Regions from separate parts of the Homo sapiens genome. Here region 1 is linked to region 2. A link is a loop called in an ENCODE intact Hi-C map of the cell type or tissue named here. Cell type or tissue: Calu3. All regions are shown on one strand. Each heading gives the region's core, and the rest is flanking DNA. Links, peaks and the distances in the headings are about the cores only.

Evidence for each region. A loop is a pair of places that touch in the nucleus more often than their neighbours do. Peaks named below come from ENCODE experiments on the same cell type or tissue, not always from the same donor. Only the 100,000 strongest peaks of a DNase experiment are listed, where the experiment ranks them.
Region 1: it touches region 2 in a loop (5-fold over the local background); 1 of 110 quality-filtered maps calls a loop at or near these places.

The regions. Positions count from the first base shown.
Region 1 is chr7:17,256,836-17,267,443 of GRCh38, reverse strand. LOC101927609 (a long non-coding RNA gene) reads left to right here. Exons shown (of 12, transcript XR_007060234.1): 6 at 8,116-8,192. Among named protein-coding and RNA genes, the nearest start is that of AHR, 37 kb to the left of the region's middle. In Calu3, for the core only: no CTCF peak of the experiment used is centred there; a DNase peak (open chromatin) is centred at 6,076.
Region 2 is chr7:17,202,319-17,212,926 of GRCh38, reverse strand. LOC107986772 (a long non-coding RNA gene) reads right to left here. Exons shown (of 3, transcript XR_001745107.2): 2 at 8,162-8,224. All of the region lies in intron 6 of LOC101927609 (a long non-coding RNA gene), which reads left to right. Among named protein-coding and RNA genes, the nearest start is that of AHR, 91 kb to the left of the region's middle. In Calu3, for the core only: no CTCF peak of the experiment used is centred there; DNase peaks (open chromatin) are centred at 5,526, 6,116 and 6,486.

The sequences.
Region 1 (10,608 bases), core at 3,349-8,348, 55 kb before region 2:
CAGTTGGTTTTTTGAAAAGAAAAACAAAATTCAAAAACCTTTAGCTAGATGGATTAAAAAAGAGAAAAGAATCAAAGAAATGAAATCGAAAATGAAAAAGAAGACAGACAACTGATACCACAGAAATACAAAGGATTGTAAGTGACTACTATGAACAGTTATGTCAACCAATTCTATAACCTAGATGAAATGGATATTTAGAAATGTACTACCTATGAAGATTGAATCATGACAAAATAGAAAATCTGAACATACCAAAAACAAGTAAGGACACTGAATCAGTAAGCACTATGACCCAAAAAGGAAAGTCTAGAAACAGATGGTTTCACTGTAGAATTCTACCAAACATATAAGAAAAAAAAATTTAAAAAATAATTTCAACTTCTGTATTAGATTCAGGCAGTACATGTGCAGGTTTTTTACATCTACCAAATATTTAAAGAAGAATTCATACCAATTCTTATGAAGCTATTACAAAAAATTGCAGAGGAATGAACACTTTCAAACTCATTTTATGAGGCCAGCCTTACCCTAATAACAAGACACTATCAGAAATGATTAGTTCAATATTCTTTATGAACTTTGAAGCACAAATCCTTAGAAAAATACTAGTGAACTGAATTTAACAGCACATTGAAAGGATCATACAGCATGACCAGTGGAATTTACCCCTGGGATGCAAGGATGGTTCAATATATGCAGATTAATAAGTGCAACACATGACATTAACAAAATGAAGGATAAAAATCATGTAATTACATTTATAGATGCAGAAAAAGCATTTTACAGAATTCATTTTTTCATGGTAAAAATGCTCAACAAATGAGGTATAAAAGGAATATAACAAGGCCATACATGACAAGTCCACAGCTAACATCATACTTAAAGGTAAAAAGCTGAAAGCATTTCTCCTAAGATCAGGAACCTGAGACAAGGGTGCCTACTCTCACTACTTTCTGTTCAATATAGTACTGGAAGTCCTACTACAGCAATCGAGCAAGAAAAACAAATAAAAGATATTCAAAGAGAAAATGAAAAAACAAAATTATCTCTGTTTGAAAATTACATGACCTTATATAGAGAAAACCTTTAAGACTCTACCCCCCAAATTTAAAACTAATAAATTAATTCAGTGAAGTTGCAGGATACAAAATCAACATACAAAATTAGTTACGTTTCTATATGCTAAAAATGAACTATGTGAAAATAACAGAACATTTACAATAGCATCAAAAAATAAAATACTTAGGAATATATTTAACCTAGGATGTGAAAGTTCTGTGTGCTGAAAATTATAAAATATTGATGACAGATATTGAAGAAGACACAAAATGGGAATATATTCTGCATTCCTGGGTTGGAAGAATTAATATTGTTAAAATGTCCATACTACGCAAAAGTATCTACAGATCCACTGTAATATGTATTAAAACCCAATGGCATTTTTCACAGAAATAGAAAAAACAATTCTGGAAGTCACATGGAACCACAAATATCTCTGAGGAGGTAAAGTAATCTTGAGTAAGAAGAAGGTTGGAAGCATCACATTTCCTGATTCCACATTACATGACAAACCTATAGTAACCAAAATAGTATGATACTGATATAAAAAGACACAAACCAATGGAATGGAATAGTGAGCTCAGAAATAAACCCTTACATATATGGTCAATTAATTTTCAATAAATGTTGGGGAAACAGGGAAACTGGATTTCCACGTGCAAAAAAAATAAATTGGACCCTTATCTTATACCATGCACAAAAATAACCTCAAATTGGACTAAAGACTTAAATATAATACTTGAAACCATAAAACTCCTAGAAGAAAATTGAAGGGAACAGCTCCTTGACATTGGTCTTGGCAATTATTTTTCGGATTTGACAACAAAAACACAGGCAACAAAAGCAAAAATAACCAACTGGGACTACATCAAAATAAAAAGTTTCTGCATAGCCAAGCAAACAATCAACCAAATAAAAAGACAACCAACAGAATCATTGGAAATATTTGCTATCCATATATGCAATTAGGGGTTAATATCCAAAATATATTGGCAACTAATAGAACTCAGTAGCAAAAGCCCAAATGACCCAAAATGGGCAAATGACCTCAATAGACATTTTTTCCAAAGAAGACATACAAATGGCCAAAGGACCATAAGAGACATAAAAATGAGCAAAGGACCTCAACAGACATTTTTTTTCCAAAGAAGACATATAAATGGCCAATAGATACTATATATGCAAGTGTTCTCAACATCACTAATCATCAAGAAAATCATAAAATACAAATACAAATCAAAATCATAAAATACAAATACAAATCAAAACCACAATGAGATATCACCTCATCCCTGATAAGTGTTGATAAGGATATGGGAAAAGGGAACCCTGGTATACTGTTAATAGGAATGTAAATTGGTACAGCCATTATAGGAAACAGTATGGAGGTTCCTCAAAAAATTAGGAAAGAATTGCTGGGTAATCCAGCAATCCCACTGTGGGTATATATCCAAGGGAAATAAAATCACTATATTTAAGAAATATCTGCAAGCCCATTCACCACAGCATTATTCAGTTTGGCTTTTTCCAAATCTTGGCTATTGTGACCAGAGACCAACAACAAAACAAATGTCTCCCAAATGAAAGATAATTCAGAGGGACAGCTTTCATCTTTCTTTGCTTCAGAGAATGAGGCCTAAGAGAGTAGTGTCATTAGTATTATAAACTTATTTCGTTTGGTATTGGTGGGGTTGGGGCAGGGATAGTTGGTATACTAGTTTTCTATTGCTGTAGTATCAAATTCCAAAAATGTAATGGCTTAAACAAAACATATTTATTATCTTATAATTCCATAGGTTAGAAGTCCAACACAAGTTTCACTGGGCTAAAATTAAAGTGTCAGCAGAGCTGCATTCCTTTTTGGAGGCTCTAGGGGAAGATGCATTTTCTTGCCTTTTCAAGCTTTTAAAGCTGCTCACATTCTTTGGTTCATGGTCCCCTTCATCCATCATTAAAGTCAGCAATAGTCGTGTCCTAGTCCATTGTTGCTATTATAGCAAAATACCATACACTGGGTAATTTATAAATAATTGAATTTTTTTCTCACATTTCTGGAGGTTGGAAAGTCCTAAATTAAGGTGCCAGCAGATTTAGCATCTGGTGAGGACTTGCATCTTCTGCTTCCAAGATGGCACCTTCTTCCTGTATTCTCACCTGACAGAAGAGATTGAAGAACTGTGCGGCTCTCTGAAGCCTCTTTTATAAGGGCACTAATCCCATTTATCTCGGAGACGGAGCCCTGATGTTGTAATCACTTCCCCAAAGGCCCTACATCTTAAGACCATCACAATAGGGATTAAGTTTCGAAATGAATTTTGAAGGGACACAAACATATAACCCATAACAGGTGGGTTGAATCCTTCTCAAGTTGCATCTTTCTGGCCATTCTTCTGTTGTCAAGTCTCTCTATCTGGCCAGAAAGTCAGGGAAGTTTCTCTGCTTTTAAAGATTGGGCTTATGCAAATAATCCAAGATAATCTCCGTGTTTTCAAGTCAGATGATTAACAACTTTAATTCTACTTGCAACCTTAATAACCTCTTGCCATGTAACATAATATAGTCATATAGTGACAAGTTCCTGGGATTAGGTCATGGACATCTTTGGGAGGTCAATAACCATGAAGAAATAGGTGTTATAGTGAAAAGCTAGACAAAAACGGCAATAGATTATTGAGATCAAGAGGAAAGTTGATCAATGTTAAAAAAAAAAAAAGAGACAGCAAAGAATTTTCTTCCAAATGAGAGCATGATTATTTATTTTTCAATATTTTGTCTAAGTACACTTCAGGAAGAAGTAATATATCTTAACTCTCCACAGTTCACAGGTGCTTTTGCATGTTTGATGTCTCAGTCCAGACTGCGTTGTTCCTGTCTCAATGCCCTGCCTGTCAAAGAGAATAAAGTTTAGCCTTGGAAAGTTGTGGGCCAAGTTACCAGTAATACTTAGGCTTGGGTGGATACAGGCCTCTCCCAGGGTTATGCATGGTAGGCTGTTCCCCAAAGTCACCTCAGCTGTTTAGGTTGAAGATCTTCCTACTCCTTGTTGCTTCACGGGTGTGAAGTGTAGAGCACAGGCTATGAGGACTTGGCTGTGGTGGACCAATTCTATGGACATGGATTGCTGTTTTCTGCAGGCAGATGGTTTCAAAATATGATGGCAGTTATGCCTGAGGAAGTGGGGGGCTGTAGAATCCCTCTGGTGGAGCACTAGACTTGTAAGGGGTGAAGCTGACCTCAGGCTTGGACATTGGCAGAGTGGCTGGGGCTGGGTCCTCTGAAGCCCTGCTTGTTATCTTGGGTGCTGGTTTGCCATGAAAGGAACTCTACCACCTCATGTTTGGCAGGCCTAAACTCAGAATGTTCCAGCTGGGCTAACACAATCTGGGTATAGATGAAACAGGACTAAAGCAAGCTGTAGTGCTGGAAAAGGGTCCTGGAAGTTCCTGAGCATTCACCAGTTAGTTACTTAACTGGAAGTTCTTCTATTTCCAGCAAAAGGAATAGGGTAAATATAGCAGCTATTATACCAACCAGTATAGAATTGCTTATAATTTAACAACTGAACATATCAGCTGTCTTACAGCCTTGATTTTGGCTCAAGCAAAGCAGTGGGCATTTTTTCTTTCCAAATCCCGAAACTCAAAGAGCATTTTTACTCTCCTCTTCCTAGGCAAATCAAACTTTCCATCTTATATCTCCCATTTTGATGCTGCCCTTGATGATTCTAAAAGGATTTCCTGTTCTTATCCCATGAAAAATCAGCATTTTTCTCATTAAAGATAAAATATATATCTTTACTCTTTGGCAAGGTATGCCCTCTATATCATGCTCATCAAGATGTTTCTTGAGAGGTGTACTGGGTTCAAAATGTGTTTACCAAGTTGAGTCCAAACTCTTCTAAAGATTGGAGCCCCCAAAGAGTAGCATGCAGTGAAATTGATATCCAGTTTTTTAAAACTTTCATATGAATTGGTATGATGATCACTAGCAGATTTATTCATCCTCAATTGACTGATATTCCCAAAGACACTCTCCCAAATTTAAAATCTCCAATTCTCTTCAATTTTCCTGTAAAACAAAAGCGCTGATAACAGTAACATATATATGACCATTCAGAGCTATTATATCTACTGGTTGACAAAATAGGAGAACATTGTGAGGAACAGTGACAAAACCCTAGAAGCTGTAGAAATACCTAGGAAAAAGATTGAGGAAAAGAAGTGTTGGATGAAAATATCAGAGGTACATACAAGATGGCTTTCTCCTGAGTACCTTGAAGTCAGTATTCATTCAATACATTTTTGTTTTGGTTTGGTTTTGGTTTTCGGGTTGTTTTGTTTTGTTGTTGTTTTTGTTTTTTTTTCTGAGACAGAGTCTCATTCTGTCACCCAGACTGGAGTGCAATGGCATGGTCTCATCTCACTGCAACCTCTTCTCCCGGGTTCAAGCGATTCTCCTGCCTCAGCCTCCTGAGTAGCTGGGATTACAGGAGCCCACCACCATGCCTGGCTAATTTTTTATTTTTAGTAGAGATGGGGTTTCACTATGTTGGCCAGGCTGCTGTCAAACTCCTGACCTCAGGTGATCTGCCCACCTCGGCCTCCCAAAGTGCTGGGATTACAGGCATGAGCCACCACACCTGGCCCATTCAATAGATTTTTATGAAGCTACTAAGTCAGACATCATAGTATATGCTAGAAATACAAATACGACAGCAGAGATTATTCTAGAGATATGAGGTTTACTGATGAGCAGTTGGTGATACAAGTGATGATTTTAAAAAATAGTGGGAATGGAAAGGTTTAGCAGAGGAAATGACTAGTCAAGATTTTGTGGGCTTAAGTAAATAATGTTTGTATTTGCACAGAACCATTTTACACCTACATCCTCTTTCTAATGATGCATAATCTTATGCCAAAGCTGAGTATCAATCATTAAGATTGAAATTTCTAGACTAGACCGATATTCTCAAGGTTCTTGGCAGAATGACTCATTTGGGTATGAAACCACATACACATTAAACAATCACACTACAGAGTCCAGGGTGATAGTCTGGTATTTCTCGACATTTACAACCTTAGAAATGAGTAACTGCTGAATGGCAAGTTGCTATACATGGTAATCTGATAGAACAGTAAGGGAAAATGCACAATAATTAAAATGAATTTATGTCTATAACTTCTAGTTTAAATATCCTTTCCCATTGATATGACTGGTACTTAGAGAAAAAACTGTGTCTACTACTTTTTTATTTGATGAAATCACGTAATTGAATTTTTGATCCACCTTCTCAGAAGCTATCCATGTACACTCTCAAATTTTTCCTTTTGACAAAAATATATTTATATTTCCACTGTTTAAAAACAACTGGTGTAGAACCAATTCAACTAGAAAGAGTTTAGAAAAAAAGGAAACATGCATTCTGTAAATGTTCATAGGGCTTGTTTCACAATGAAAACTTCAGTAGGTAAATATAATCAAACAGCATCAGGAAAATTAAATTCTCTTTCACTTTGCAGCAATGCCAAGCAGTAATCTACAAAGAGGTACAGTATGGATTATAAATGGTACAACCAGCATCTTGGAAGGCAAATATTTGGATTAAAATCAGCATTGTGAACTGAACTGGTCATAAAGAAAATAAATAAACCCAATGGAGTTCAAAGAGGGTATTTAAATGCTTTTACAAACTCAGTTAGCTTTTATCTTTAAGATTCAGAAATTAATATGAATTGCTTAATAATTAAAAGTAAACATTTTTATAACATTAGAAAACTAAGGAATGTAACATTAATTACCCAGAAAGAATCTATAAACATGGAAAAATTAATGAAAAGAAAGTGCATTAGAAGTTCAGAAATCAAACTTCAGTTTTCTCTTAAGGAAAATCTCAGAGAGCACAGGAGTATAATCTATATATTTTTCCAGTTAGAGAAAGAATAGAGTTCTAGGGGGATAGGTATAATATATGGACATAGTATTTTCAGAAATGTGATGTGCTTATGTTTTTTATATTTCCTTGTGAATGTTTTTTTCCCATAGTCGGACTTGGGAATTTAGTGGAAATTAGGCGAATTTCAACAAAAACGCAGAGAAGGAAAGATATTCTAAAAGGCAGTGTGCTGACAGACAGTAGCCTTGAAAACTACATATCTGAGAGGATTTTCTAAATTCCCTTTTTTCCCATTTAAAACTTCTAGAAGCTGGCCTAGCAAGATTAATCACAGAGTTTTGTGAAAAAGAGGTTCTAGTCAAAAAGGAAGAAGGAAAATCTTGTCTGGTTGGTCCGAAGAGTTGAATGGAAGAGAAAGGGAATGGCAGATTGAGGAAGCCAGAGAGACCCTTGTGTCTAGATCTCCTCTTTCCAGGCTGAAGTCCTCATGGGAGAAGATGTGTGACATGGAATGAGATGCCCCCAAAGGCTCTCATATTTGGCTGGCCCAATAGAGCAGATCACTTGGTGGTGGAGAGTAGACCAAAAGAAGGCCTGAGTGTGGCTTCCTCCTTTAATCTGCCTCCTGTGTGTCAGAGATAGGACTCACAAGTACCTGTGTGCCCTGAGGGAGACAGGTGGAAGTAAATTGAGAGTCAGGTTGGTCTAGAGAACTCTCAAGTCAGGGCTCAGGGGCTGTGTAGCCAAATGGTTGTGAGGCTTAAGGAGGGGCTAAGTCAACAGGAAGAAAACTGTGCCCTGACCAAGTCCAGAATGTCCACACCCTGAGTTCCCCCAGCTTACACTTTCTCAGCAGATGCGAGAACACTGCACAGATGCTCCACCGCCACTTGGCCCATACAGCAGATCAGGGCCTCACTGGCTTGTGCTGCCCCACAGCACAAACCAGTGAGGCCCTAGGAGGTAACCCCTTCCTACAGCCCCTGTGATGTCAAATAAGCTGTATGCTCCCAAACTGCAAATACCATTTAGATAATGGCTGAAGAAGAGGGCCTCTAAGATACTGCTCATTTTACCAGGGACTAATACTCTAATGGATTTAGTTTTTCAAATGGGACTATATTTTAGATTTTTCCTTTTTTGTTCTCCTTACCCTGTAGGTGCACATCATGGAGACAATCTGACTGGTACAGAGAAATGAAGAGACAACATTTTCTTTCCAAATCTGAGTGGAGATGTGAGTAAATTTGTAACTCTATTACAGGCATTTTGTCATTATTCACATCTTCAGAGATTTCTAATCTTTTTCTAGAGACCCAGATTATCTTTGCCCACTTCCCTAATAAGAATCTCTTTTCCAGGATCCCATGACACACTTCCCTTTGTCGTTTTTCTATCTCTCCAGAATGTCTTGTTTTGCATGTTTTTATCCTCAGATCTTTAAAACTAGCCACATCTAAGGCTCAATATTTGGTCGCACACATTAATTCTTTCTGTTTGGTGTTTTGTTACATGAGAAATAATTTGATACACACCCATGGTATTTTACAGATAATTGTCTTATAACCAACTTATTCTATTGCTTATAATTTTGCATTGGATAAGTGTTTTGCCTTTGTCCTTAAGTGAGTTCATGTGTGAATGGTCGATCTATACTGACTATATCTAAGTGTTTCAAGAACAGTGACTGTCAACCAAAGGACATTGCTCAATGCTTTATATACAGTAAGTTTTAACATAACTAGTATTGACTGTATATATACTATATGATTGATAAATACAAAGGGGAAGAGAGCATGATCCTGTTCTCAAGAAACCTTCAGTTCAGCAGAGGGAACAGACCCAACCAGGCAGAGGCTAAGTGCTATAATAGAGTATAAAAAGAAGGAAACACTTATTTTTATGTGATGAGGAAGACTCTTATAAGAAAATGGCAATAAGTTGCGCCTTGCAGGATGAACAAACTTTGGAAAAGATACTGAGCAGAGAGAACCATGTGTGCAAATGTATCTCTAAAAGGCTCATTTCCTTCTGTTTTTATGAATAATGAACTATAATATTAAATCAATCCATTTAATTATAAATGTATCAGCATTGTATACCAACACATGTGATATGACATTTGTAGTAAAAATACAACCTCAATTCCAAGCTTAAAGAAAATTCCCACTATTACAGCATTTTTCTTCATTGAGGTGAAATTCACATACAATTAATCATTTTAAAGTATACAATTCAATGGCATCAGTATATTCACAATGTTGTGCAACCACTACCCGTCTTTCTCAAAAAAAAAAGAAAACTCCATAAAATTAGAAACAAGCGAAGAAAAACTACACACACACACACACACCCAACTTTGGACCTGGGAATACTATGTCTAGGAATTTCTTCTAAAAAAAAGAACCAGATAAGTATGTGAATAAAGGTATAAAAGGAAAAAAAAAACTGTTACAGCATTTAAGAAGACAGACCAAAATTATCTGAATAATCATATACTCATACAATTTAAACTCTTATTATTGTTTTGTTTCTCCCAGTATTAATTGTTCTATGCTAGAGAACGTACAAATGTTATTTATCAGAAACTGTCTAAATTAGTTTGTAGTTTCAGGACTCTATACCTTCCAATTGTTTCAACCAATTCAATCAAAATTCAATTTTCAGTTTTTAATAACTTTTTTAGACAGTATTTCCATAAAGTTTAGGTTACCAGATGCACATTAAAATTCTTATCCATGGCATACTGGTACAATGGAATATTATTCAGCCTCAAAAAGAAAGGAAATTCTGACATATGGCTACAACATGGATGAAACTTGAGGATGATATGCTAAGTGAAATAAGACAGCCACAAAAGGAAAAATATTGTCTGATTCCACTTATATGAAGTACCTAGACTAGTCAAATTCATGAGACAGATGTCTCAGCATCCTCTGATAATGCTGTTGGCCATTCTCCCTTCCTTGAATGCTTTCCTCCCTAGCCTTAATACCATGCCCTGTTTTTGTCCTCTATTTTCCCTTCTCTTCAGGGACTTCCCTTCTACTATCCCATAAACATTGGTGTGCCCAGGGCTTTTCTTCCTCATATGTCCTTATTTTTCCACATACATAGCTGCATCTAGCACCAATATCCTTTGACACAAACCTGCATCTTTAGCCCAGATTTCTCTCCTAAACCATGACATGCACAAGTTCAGTGCTTCCTGGACATCTCTCCTTGAAAGTCCCACAAACACCTCACATTCAAACACTGAATCTGAACTACTCTTCTCTTTTCCCACGTCATCTTTTCTACCTTATAGTTTAAGTCAGGAATTAGAAGTTATTATAAATGAGCTAAAAATGAGAAAGTCCATAGAAGTTACTCATACCTGACAAAATAATTTTTTATGAGCATGCATTGTTATTGTCATTAACAAACCAAAAATATTCTTAGCAAACTCATATTTCTCAGCTCTCAATTTCACATGCAGATAAAATAAGACCTTAAAATTTCATTTGACATTCTGTCTGCAAGTTCCAGATTAGGATAATTGATTTATATGGTTTTCTAAGTACTAACCATTTTGCATTTCAATGAGACTCTGATAAGAAATAATTTGATCAATATGGTCTATGCATGATCTTTGTCTATCTGTGTGTTGACAG
Region 2 (10,608 bases), core at 3,527-8,526:
TGTTACATTTTGCTTTAAGAGAATCTAGATCTACAGAGGGCAAATGAGGAAATTATGATGAGATATTTGATGTGTATCAGCAAATATAAATATAAATAAGGTAAATGATCTAAATATTTGTTAAGAAGCTGTTTGAGAACTTAGATTAGCATATATCTTACATTTCTTTGTCTAGTAATTACCCTTTCAACTAGCTTATCTATATCAAGTAACATTGCCAGTGCATAGCAAGTAGCTGATGAAGATCTTGTCCAGGGTAACTGAACCTTTTAGAGAGCAGACATTACCGAGGGATTTAGGAAAGATTAAACTCTTTGAACCCTGCCAAAAGCAATAATTAAAATGAATGCAGTCTAGTTATTTAAACAGCTGTCATTTCTCCTTCAACAAATTTTGCCAATTAACAGTGTCAAAAAAGCTAATATTCTAAGAGGAGTGAATTTTTACCATTTCCCTTATAATTCTCATTTTTTAAGGAAGATTCCTGAAACAACAATCAAAAGGAACTTTGGACTCTGACTGAGGACACATCCAGCAATGGCAAAGCACTCTAGCCACTGCCCAGACCCATGGAAACTTCAGGAAGAGGCAGTTTAGTGCTTCTGGTAGTTGTCTAATCAAGATTAGGACTCTTATTTATCATCTTCCTCTGGCATTTTTGCACCAGTCTTCAGGTTTTAGCATAGTAAATATGTTCCAGTCTGTGAAATCTCTCTGTTTTATTCCAAATAAATAAAAAAGCATAATAGTAGAAATTAAAATGAATTTCTGGTTGTTGAATTTTTATGTAGGAGACACCCTTTCTACCTCACTATCATCAGTAGAAGTGGGACATCTGAAAATCATGAAAGCTTTCTCTCCAAATTTTATGATGATTATAAGCTACAGGACATAGACTCCAAAGGTTAAGAGAGAGGAGAGGAAAAAAATATTGAATCAAATGTGAAATATAAATTTTTGAGTGATAAAGAAGAAGTGAATATATATTGCAAATTCCAAAATAATATTAATATACTGTATTTATTTTATTGTCAGAACCACTTGACTGATAGAAACTAAGGCTCAGAGAAAGTTTCTGATCTGCTTGAAAACCATGACTAGTGAATTGAAAAATTATGATAGAGCCTGATCTTCTAACTTCTAGGCCAATGTTTTTTCCCATTATTTTTTTTTCAAGAATGTTAAAGCATATGAACAGATAAGTTATAGAAAAATAACAGATGGCCTTTATACATGTGATAATATGTTCAACTTCAAACATAACAAAAGAAATACGCTGAGGTATCATTTATCACCCAGCAGACTGGCAAACAAACAAACAAACAAACAAACAAAAAACAGCAGTAGGCCTTGTTGGTGAGACTAGAAAAATAGCCACTTGCATGCATTGTTGGTAGGATTCCAGTAAGGTACAAGCCCTGTGGAGGAGAATTTGCCAAATCTAACCAGAGTCCACATGCATTTACACTTTGAACCAGCAATCCTGTTTCTAGGAATCTATCTTATAAATACACCCATAGAAATCTAAAATGGCATATGAACAAAGCTGTTCATTTTGCTATTATTTTGTAGCAAAAATGGGAAACAACACAAGAATTTAACAATATAGAATAGCCTGAATTAATTGTGCCACATTCATATGACAGAGTAATATGCAGCAGCATAAAAGAATGAGGACCATCTCTATGTACTGCTCTGGGGAGATTTTTTGGGATAATATTATTTAATGAAATAGTATTTACAAAATAGTGTATTTGTCATACTATCTTTTATACAAGAAATAAAGGAAATGTATATATTGCAAAAAGAACAGTATTAGAAGGATGAACAAAAAGCTAAAAAAATGGTTAATTATGAAGAGCAGGGAGGGGAAATTAAGTGAGAAAGATCAGGAGAGGCATCTATGTATACATTTAAAAATCAGGAGAGGCACCAATGTATACATTTTAGTTTTGACTTTCATACCATGTAAATGCATGGCTCTAATTTTTTTAAAAAAGATAAAAAAGAAAAAGGAATCCCTACAAATTAGAAACACACTAAAGCAAATGTACATTACTGTATATAAATTGTTAATGTAATCACAAAGAGAAAGAATATTTAAAGTGACTTTGGAGCATAGATCTTTGACTACATCTTTAGGGATGCATTCTATAGGGAAAAAAATGACAAAGGCATTTTAAACTTTCTTTAGTAGTTTTACTGTTAGGAGTATTTATTTAATAACTATTTTATTTGAAGAATATTATAAAGCTCTGTCATCAAGGTCCAACCAGGACAATAAAACTCTCTTTTTCAAAAGGGTATGTAATTTAGAGAATAAGCTACATAGGTAATGGAATAACTAAGAAGCCAGGAGGAGATAACGAGGCCACCCAGATCTTAGAGACACAGGAAGCCTCTCCAATCTTAGGTTAGAGGAGCAAGAAACGTAAAGATGGGTTTCAGAGCCCAGAGGACCAGATCACCTGTTTGCAGCTGGAGCTCAGGTCAGCCTATCCTGGAGCACTGAAACCCCAGATGAGAAGCAGTCATATCCAGAAGCATCTTCCATGACAGACAGAAAAGGTAGAAATACTCTGGCTTCTTCCTTTGTCCTACTTCCCAATCCCACCAGTGACTGCTATTGGCTGACATGGGAGCCTGCAAAGGTGATACACTAAAGGAAGGGTATCTTCCCCTATTTGATGTGAGGGAAAACAGGCTCAGGACAAGTACAGACGCCAACAAATGTTATTAACTATTAGATAACAAGATTTTCAATATTCAAGAGAAAAGAGGTACAATTACAAAACCAAAGAAGTTATATAAAAGTATTTTATTGTTAGTATTGAATTCAAAATCTACAAATGAATTTATGATTTAAAAATATATTTTCTTGCTACGTCCATTGATATGGCTTAGATGTAATTTTACCCCCAATATCAATGAGTATACTTAGAGACATTTTGGTCTCTGATATCATTCCCCAGTAAAGGCATCAGTTTCTTGAAGAAATGGTTGATTATTGACTGGAGACACAAAAGATACAGACCAATCCTTGTATAATTTGAGCTCAAGATAATTTTCAAAATTGAATGCTGTTATCTTAAAAGTAGACACAGCTTGAAAGGGCTCCCACAAGCCAGTGTTTTGATATATTGAACATCAAAAAGAATAATTTTTTGTAGTTGGCTTAAAAGTGATTTTATAAAAATCCCTCAATGCACAATTAAACTCTTTTTATAAGGCCAAAAGTGTATATATTATCATTTGGGTTAGGTATTAAACCAAATCTTTTCTTATAAAATCAATGATTTAAAAACTATCCTGTTTTTTTCAGTAGGAAATTGATTATCCCAGTATCCCCAAGTAATGAGAGAACATCTAGTTAACATAGAAGGAATGTAGAATTAGAAAAAAATCACACTTTTGCAGTAATTGATTCATTCATAGATTCTCATTTAGAATTAAAACGACATGGTAAATGGTTGAAGGAGAATTGAAGCTCTATACAATGCTATAGTTGTACTACACAGTTTACTTTTTGATCATAAGGGAAAAATAGAACAGCATAGTGGAGGGCTCAGACTGTGGCTCTGTAGTTTCGGTGTCCAGTGTCAGCAGTTGTAGTGGTGGGACAGGGGACAGACTCTGTCCTTATTGTAGTGCAGTTAACCACAGCATCAGGTGCGATGCATTCTAGCCCCAAATAGCTATGAGTATACTTAGACAAATAGCTAATTTGTTCAAGCTGTTAGATTGAACTTCCAATTAATTAAAAAAAAGAGAGAGTTAGATTTAAAACACACTTAGAAGCCATCAGATAAATTCAGAGATCTGCTCTCTCCAATAAATTATGTGAAACCAATCTTGATTGTTCTAGACTAAATGCAGCTTAAGGGGTATAATAGCTAGATGCAATGCATGATCCTAGATTGCATCTTGATTTTGGACAAAACAGGAAAAAAATGGAGAAATTTTATTTTGGCTGGGTCTAAAATGAAATTAAGAAATTATTTATTTTGCTAGATATTAAAAATCATTCTTTTGGCTATGCAGGAAAATACATTTATTTTTAAGAGCTGAATACTGACGTAGTTAGGTGTGTAATGAGATGTCTGTATTTAAAATTCTTCTGCACAAAACATGTTTTAAGAAAGCATTGGCCAGTCGCGGTGGCTCACGCCTGTAATCCCAGCATTTGGGAGGCCGAGACGGGCAGATCACGAGGTCAGGAGATCGAGACCATCCTGGCTAACACGGTGAAACCCCGTCTCTACTAAAAATACAAAAAATTAGCCGGGCGTGGTGGCGGGCGCCTGTAGTCCCAGCTACTCGGGAGGCTGAGTCAGGAGAATGGCGTGAACCCAGGAGGCGGAGCTTGCAGTGAGCCGAGATCGCGCCACTGCACTCCAGCCTGGGCGACAGAGTGAGACTCCGTCTAAAAAAGAAAAGAAAGCATTAGCATGATCCTTTATGACCTGACCCCAACTTGTTTATTTAACTTCATTTAGCCATAAGATAAAATCTATATCTTTATTTCTGTTTTAAAATAGCTCCCTTTGAGTCCTTCAGGATCAGCAACAGAAGCTTTGTTTCAGAGCAAGGATTTGTTTAGCCTCAAGTTCCTGAACAGATCTCAAGGTGCTTGGGAAGCACGTGTGTGTGTGTGTGTGTGTGTGTGTGTGTGTGTTTATGGGAACATATATTTACCTGGATGAGTTTTATGACTTTCATCAGGTTGTCAGAGGGGCATGCAACTCACAAATATTAAGAATGTCAAGAGTTTTCCAGTTTTACTTGTATAACTCACTGTACGGTAGCCTTTAAAAAAACAATGCTTAAATATTCATAGGGTCTTTAAGATAACTGATTCAAATTAAAATAATATACCTGAAGTTCATGGTTCCCTTGTTGAATTTTTTTGCCTTACAATGGTATTTCCATTTATATTTTCCATTGCATGCTGAGAATTAACTCCTGAGGGTTCTTCTTTTGTATACATTCATATGTTATACACTACGTCTAGTTTTCAGACAATGCGGGGGTGACAGTTGATTAAAAGGTGTGTCTCTGAGGCTTTAGAAAAGAAGAATCATTTAATCCTAAACCATTAGCTAGATCATGTATCTGGCATTAAAACCTGAATACTTACTTGGTTTTACAATAAGGTAAACTTCCATGGACATGGTAAAAGGCTGGACCACCAGAGGCCATTCCTGTACAGATAAGACTAGCAGTAACAGGGAAGGAAAAATGTCTAGGACCAGCTGCATGGGCATCCAACCTGTGCATCTTCACAGGGTTCCATACTTAAAAGAGCCTGATCCTTCATTTAATGATTGGCTGTCACCATCTCGAAGTTCTAAAACATTTTTTAATAAGGGGCCTCACATTTTTATGTTACACTGGGCCCCACATATTATGTAGTCCATCCTGCATATGGGACATGTCCCTGTGCTTATCTGTGTTGCTCATAGCTGTGTTCAACTTGGTTCTTGTTCAGCTATTGCTACCCCCAGTTTCCTTCCTGCAGATAAGGGCTGGGGTTGGGCTGCTTATTATGGCAACAGCACAAAAGGCATGAGCAAACATGTATTAGGATTAGGGAATGTGGAGGCAGGATAGCAAGGAAGACCTAAATTGGCAGAAAAAGTCCATCTAAATGGTGAATCACTAATATCACTCTATTTTTTATTCAATTTATATAACTTTCACTGACAACGCTCCTTTAAATTTCTAGTAATTCTCATCTTTCTATTCCCTTAGTCATACCTATGATGGAGGAAACTCAACTATTGAGGAAAATAGTCTCAGGGCTCCCCTATGCACTAATACTAAAATTGATCATGAATGACGCTGAATCTGCCATTTCAGATATTTTCTCTAAAAATTTAAAAGTGTTATTTTTCAAAATAACGTTAAAGACCTACAGGTGGCAACATTTTGATAAGGCAACATGTAAACATTTGTGCCAACAATGTTATGCTATGTTTTTTGTTTTTTGGGTTTTTTTTTTGCCACAAATTCGCAGTTTACCAGGGTTGCTGTGTAGGGCTGTACAGCAAATATCATGCTCAAGGGAGTTCAGAGGAGTTCAGAGGTGGCCAAAGACTAGACTATGACTGGCCTCTTATCTGATCCTGGCCTCTTTGTGATGAATTCTACTGAGTTTTTCAACAGAGGAAGTGCTCATGATAAGGGGGATTATCTTAGTGGTTTTCTTTCCCCCCAAGGTGGTCAAAGAGTAGCACTAGTAAGTACAGTAACCAAGTGTTATTATCTTACTTGTAATAATTAACCACCATATATGAGGCACCATGCTAACACTTGATGTGCCTATATCATTCAATGCTTCAGCAACCTGAGTAGTTACTGAATTATTCACTGTTTACAAAAGAGAAAATGGAGACAGAAAAGTGAAGTGAATTGCCCAAGGTTATGTACCTAGTAAACAATAGAGCAGAAATTTGAACCCAAAGCCAGAGGAATTCAGCAGCCGCGCCCTGAAGCACAGTGGTGCCCTTTGTCAGGCAGAGAACCCACTACGTCATTAAGAACAGGGAGTTTCTGGCTATGTCATTGCTGTAGGTTGAGTGAATAACTAACAAACAAAAAATTAATCAATGAAAGTGATTCTACTGTATTTTATATTTTAGCTATTATTCTAAAAAGTAACCATTGCTTTTTGTACATGATTTTAGCTCTGAAAATTTCCTGTCAGCAAGAAGTCATTTCCCAGGTGGGATTTTAGAGGATCCTAAATCATGGGCCTTTGCTGTCAGCTGTCATGAGAGGGGGAAGAATTGAGGAAGTAGACAGCAGATAAGGCTGGGAAATATATTCTCTTTCTGAGAAAAAAATAATTTTCAGAGATGGCATCTTTCTATGTTACCCAGTCTGCGGATCAGTGGCAATTCACTCTTCACAGCGACCATGGCACTACTGATCAGCACGAGGTAGGCAGCAGATAAGGCTGGGAAATGTATTCTCTTTCTGAGAAAAAAATAATTTTCAGAGATGGCATCTTGCTATGTTACCCAGGCTGGGGGGCAGTGGCAATTCAGTATTCACAGCCACTATGGCACCAATGAATCAGCACAGGAGTTTAGACCAGTTCCGTCTCCAAACTGGGCCAGTACCCAGCTCTCAGAAGGTCATCATATAGAGGCAAAACTTAATGCAGACACCCAATTGGCATAGATCACTGCAGCCCAGAAATAGTCTCGAGCAATCCTCCCACTTCAGCCTACTGAGTGGTTGAGACTATAGGCACGCACCACCAAACCCAGCAGAAAATGGTTTCTTATTGACCTTAAAGTATCATCACACTGATCACAAATGTATGAAATTTAAAATATGATATTTAAGAACCATCCAAACATCTATCGTTCTTTGTGTTTAATTATCTGGCTGTTTCACTTTTATGGCTGATTTAAGAAAGCACTGAATATGCCTATATGGAAAATCATATATAAATAACATTTTCCATGGAAGCAATAAAAGACATTAAAATACTATGCAATGAAAAGAATGTCTAATCATTACTCAAATGCAATCTGAAATTATCTAATTGTGTTTTATCCAGACAGGATTCTCTAAGATTCTTCATAGTTTTGTTTTATCTAGGCAACAAGAATGAGAGTAAATGTTAAGGAAATTCCCCAGGAGGAAATACTGATTTTGGAATTTTGCAATTGCATGGTATATTTGGCTGATGAACATGGAGATTAAAGTACAGTTGACCCTTGAAAAATATGGGTTTGAACTGCGAGGGTCTACTTATACGCACATATTTTCAACTAAATGGGGATCAAAAATTTGGTATTCTTGGGATGCAAAACTTGCATATATCAAGGGCTGCCTTTTCTTATATGTGGGTTCCAAAGGGCCAGCTGCAGGGCTTGAGTGTACACAGATTTGGGTATACTCCAGGTGCCCTAGAACCAATCCCCCACATATACCAAGGAATGACTGACTGTAGCTATAATTTCCCAGCTTCTCATTCTACTAGCTACCTACCAAGTGAAAACATTGGGGAAGCCAAATGCCAATGGCAGAATAGGTTTTGTTTCTTTTTATTCCCAGGGGTGCTCCAAAACACATGCTCCAACCATTGCTAGAGAAAAAGAATATGAGTTCCCAAGGAAGATTTAAGCAGAGTGAACATATTCCATACCTTTACATTCTCTGAAGACATAGGTACTTCTCTAACAGCAGAATTAATTCCTGAAAAGGCACTCTGCAGTAAGAAAAAGAAAAAATGACATCAGTTGAATCTCATATCTCCATAGAAAATATTAATAAAGGCTTATGGAACTGACTGAGTTTTTAAAAAATTATAATCTTTCTAAGCTAAAAAATTTTTTTAAGTATTATGTGTATTAAAGGAAGAATAATATAGTAATAAAATGAATACTATATGTGTTTATGATATACTAGTGTGCTATAAAAAGTTGTTACTTCTTCATATTTTCTTCCATATCTTACTACCATAATTGGGAAGCATTTGTAACATGGAATTCAGACAGAGTTCTGCAGAGATTCATGACAGGCATCTTGAGACTTTTTTTTGCACCAACTTAGAATCATTTCATGATCTTTAAGAAGTCTACATAGGATGTTTGTCTCGATTCCCTGTTTTCAGTGAAAAATCTGTCATTTACAAGAATAGGCATTAGAGATAAATTTACCAAATTTTCCATGAGTTTGAGATTGTGAGCCCTATCCAATTGACATCCTAGCTTCAATATGTGTAAGTGGCAAAGCCCATCGTGTATATGGATATAAGTAGAACTGCTGTGAATAGAAAACTCTATGCATAATGACAGATTCACATTTTAAATTCTGATGCTGAAATACTTTTATATTAGTTACTACTTAAATGATATTAGATACAAATTTAGTAACTTTATGACAACTTGAAACATTAGTATGATTAGATCATATAATTGCTGTATTCTCTGGACTCTTAATTTGTCAGGAACTGTGATGCATACTGATTTCCCAAGAGCCAGGGAAGTTTAAAAGAAGAATGGGTATAAGTCAAGGTTGCCAGATGGGAGTCCCCATAGGCAGCTGCACCCTCTGACGTGGTGGCAACGCAGCTTGGCCAGACCAACCCGATCATCTTTTCTGAAACTTAATTCTGTAAAGTTTTATCCATGGCTCCTCCTTGTCTGCCATCCTTGGTTTCAGGGTGATATATTTCCTTTTAATCCCAATTAACCTGGTCAGTTTAGGAGCACACTCTTTGCCTATTCATCCAAGCTAGAAACCTCCCCTTCACCTTACCTGCTATGTATCAATCACTGGGTTCTCTATCCGCCTGTTCAACTTCATCCCGGGACAAAAATTCCCTGTTTCTAAGCCTTAAAATTTCTTCCCTGAACTATTCAAGGCATCTTCCTAACTCTTTCCCAGCCTCCAGTCTTCACTCTCTAGTACATTCTCCACATCTTTACCAGCATGAACATGGTATACCTCGGTGAACTTGGAAGTATAAGTCTTAACATGTTTCTTTCTTTTTTTTTTTTTTTTTTTTTGAGATGGAGTCTTACTCTGTCACCTAGGCTGGAGTGCAGTGGTGCAATCTCAGCTTACTGCAACCTCCGCCTCCTGGGTTCAAGCGATTCTCCTGCCTCAACCTCCCGAGTAGCTGGGATTACAGGTGCACACCACCACGCCTGGCTAATTTTTATATTTTTAGTAGAGATGGAGTTTCACCATGTTGGTCAGGCTGGTCTCAAACTCCTGACCTCATGATCCACCCACCTCTGCCTCCCAAAGTGCTGGGATTACAGGTGTGACCTACTGTGCCCGGCCAACATGTCTCTTTCATAACTCCCCTTTGCTTTTGAATTTCTTGGTAAGGAATCTAGTAACCCTTATACACTTATATCACCTCAAATAGCCAGAAGAAGTCGTTGCTCTCAACGTAATGTTTAGTTTTCTCAGCACACCAAAGGCCCTCCCAATGTCATGCTGAGAACTGGAATGTCCTCATCTCCTACTATCATCTTATCACCCTTTGTCTTCCCTTCATGCGTCAGAACACTCAAGGCTTGGGTCAGACATTACCTCCTCTGATGTGTGTCTCTGAGTTAAGTGATCCCTTATCTCTGCTCCCTTATTACCTTTGCTTATTGCTTTCTCTATAATTGTTCATTTTCTTATCTGTGTAGATTTCTAGAGTGAAGAAACGGAACGTTTCTTAACTATGTCTTGCTCATTATTAGCTTAACTATGCTACCCTAGCACGTAGCACAATACCTGGAACATCCAACAAGCCCAACAAGCAAACACATATTTGCTGAATAAAACCATGAATTTATGACTCCAGTTGTTCATCCCCCCAGGCAGAAGAATAAAATTGGACTCTTATCTCACACCATCAACAAAATTAACTCAAAATGTATAAAAGACTTAAACATAAGACCCTGTAAAACTATCAGAAGAAAACATAGGGGAAACTCTCCATGACATTGGTCTGGGCAATTATTTGTTCGATATGATCCCCAAAGCATAGGCAACAAAACAAAAATAGAAAAATGGGATTGCATCAAACAAAAAAGCTTCTGCACAGCAAAGGAAACAATTAACAGAGTAAACAGATAATCCACAGAA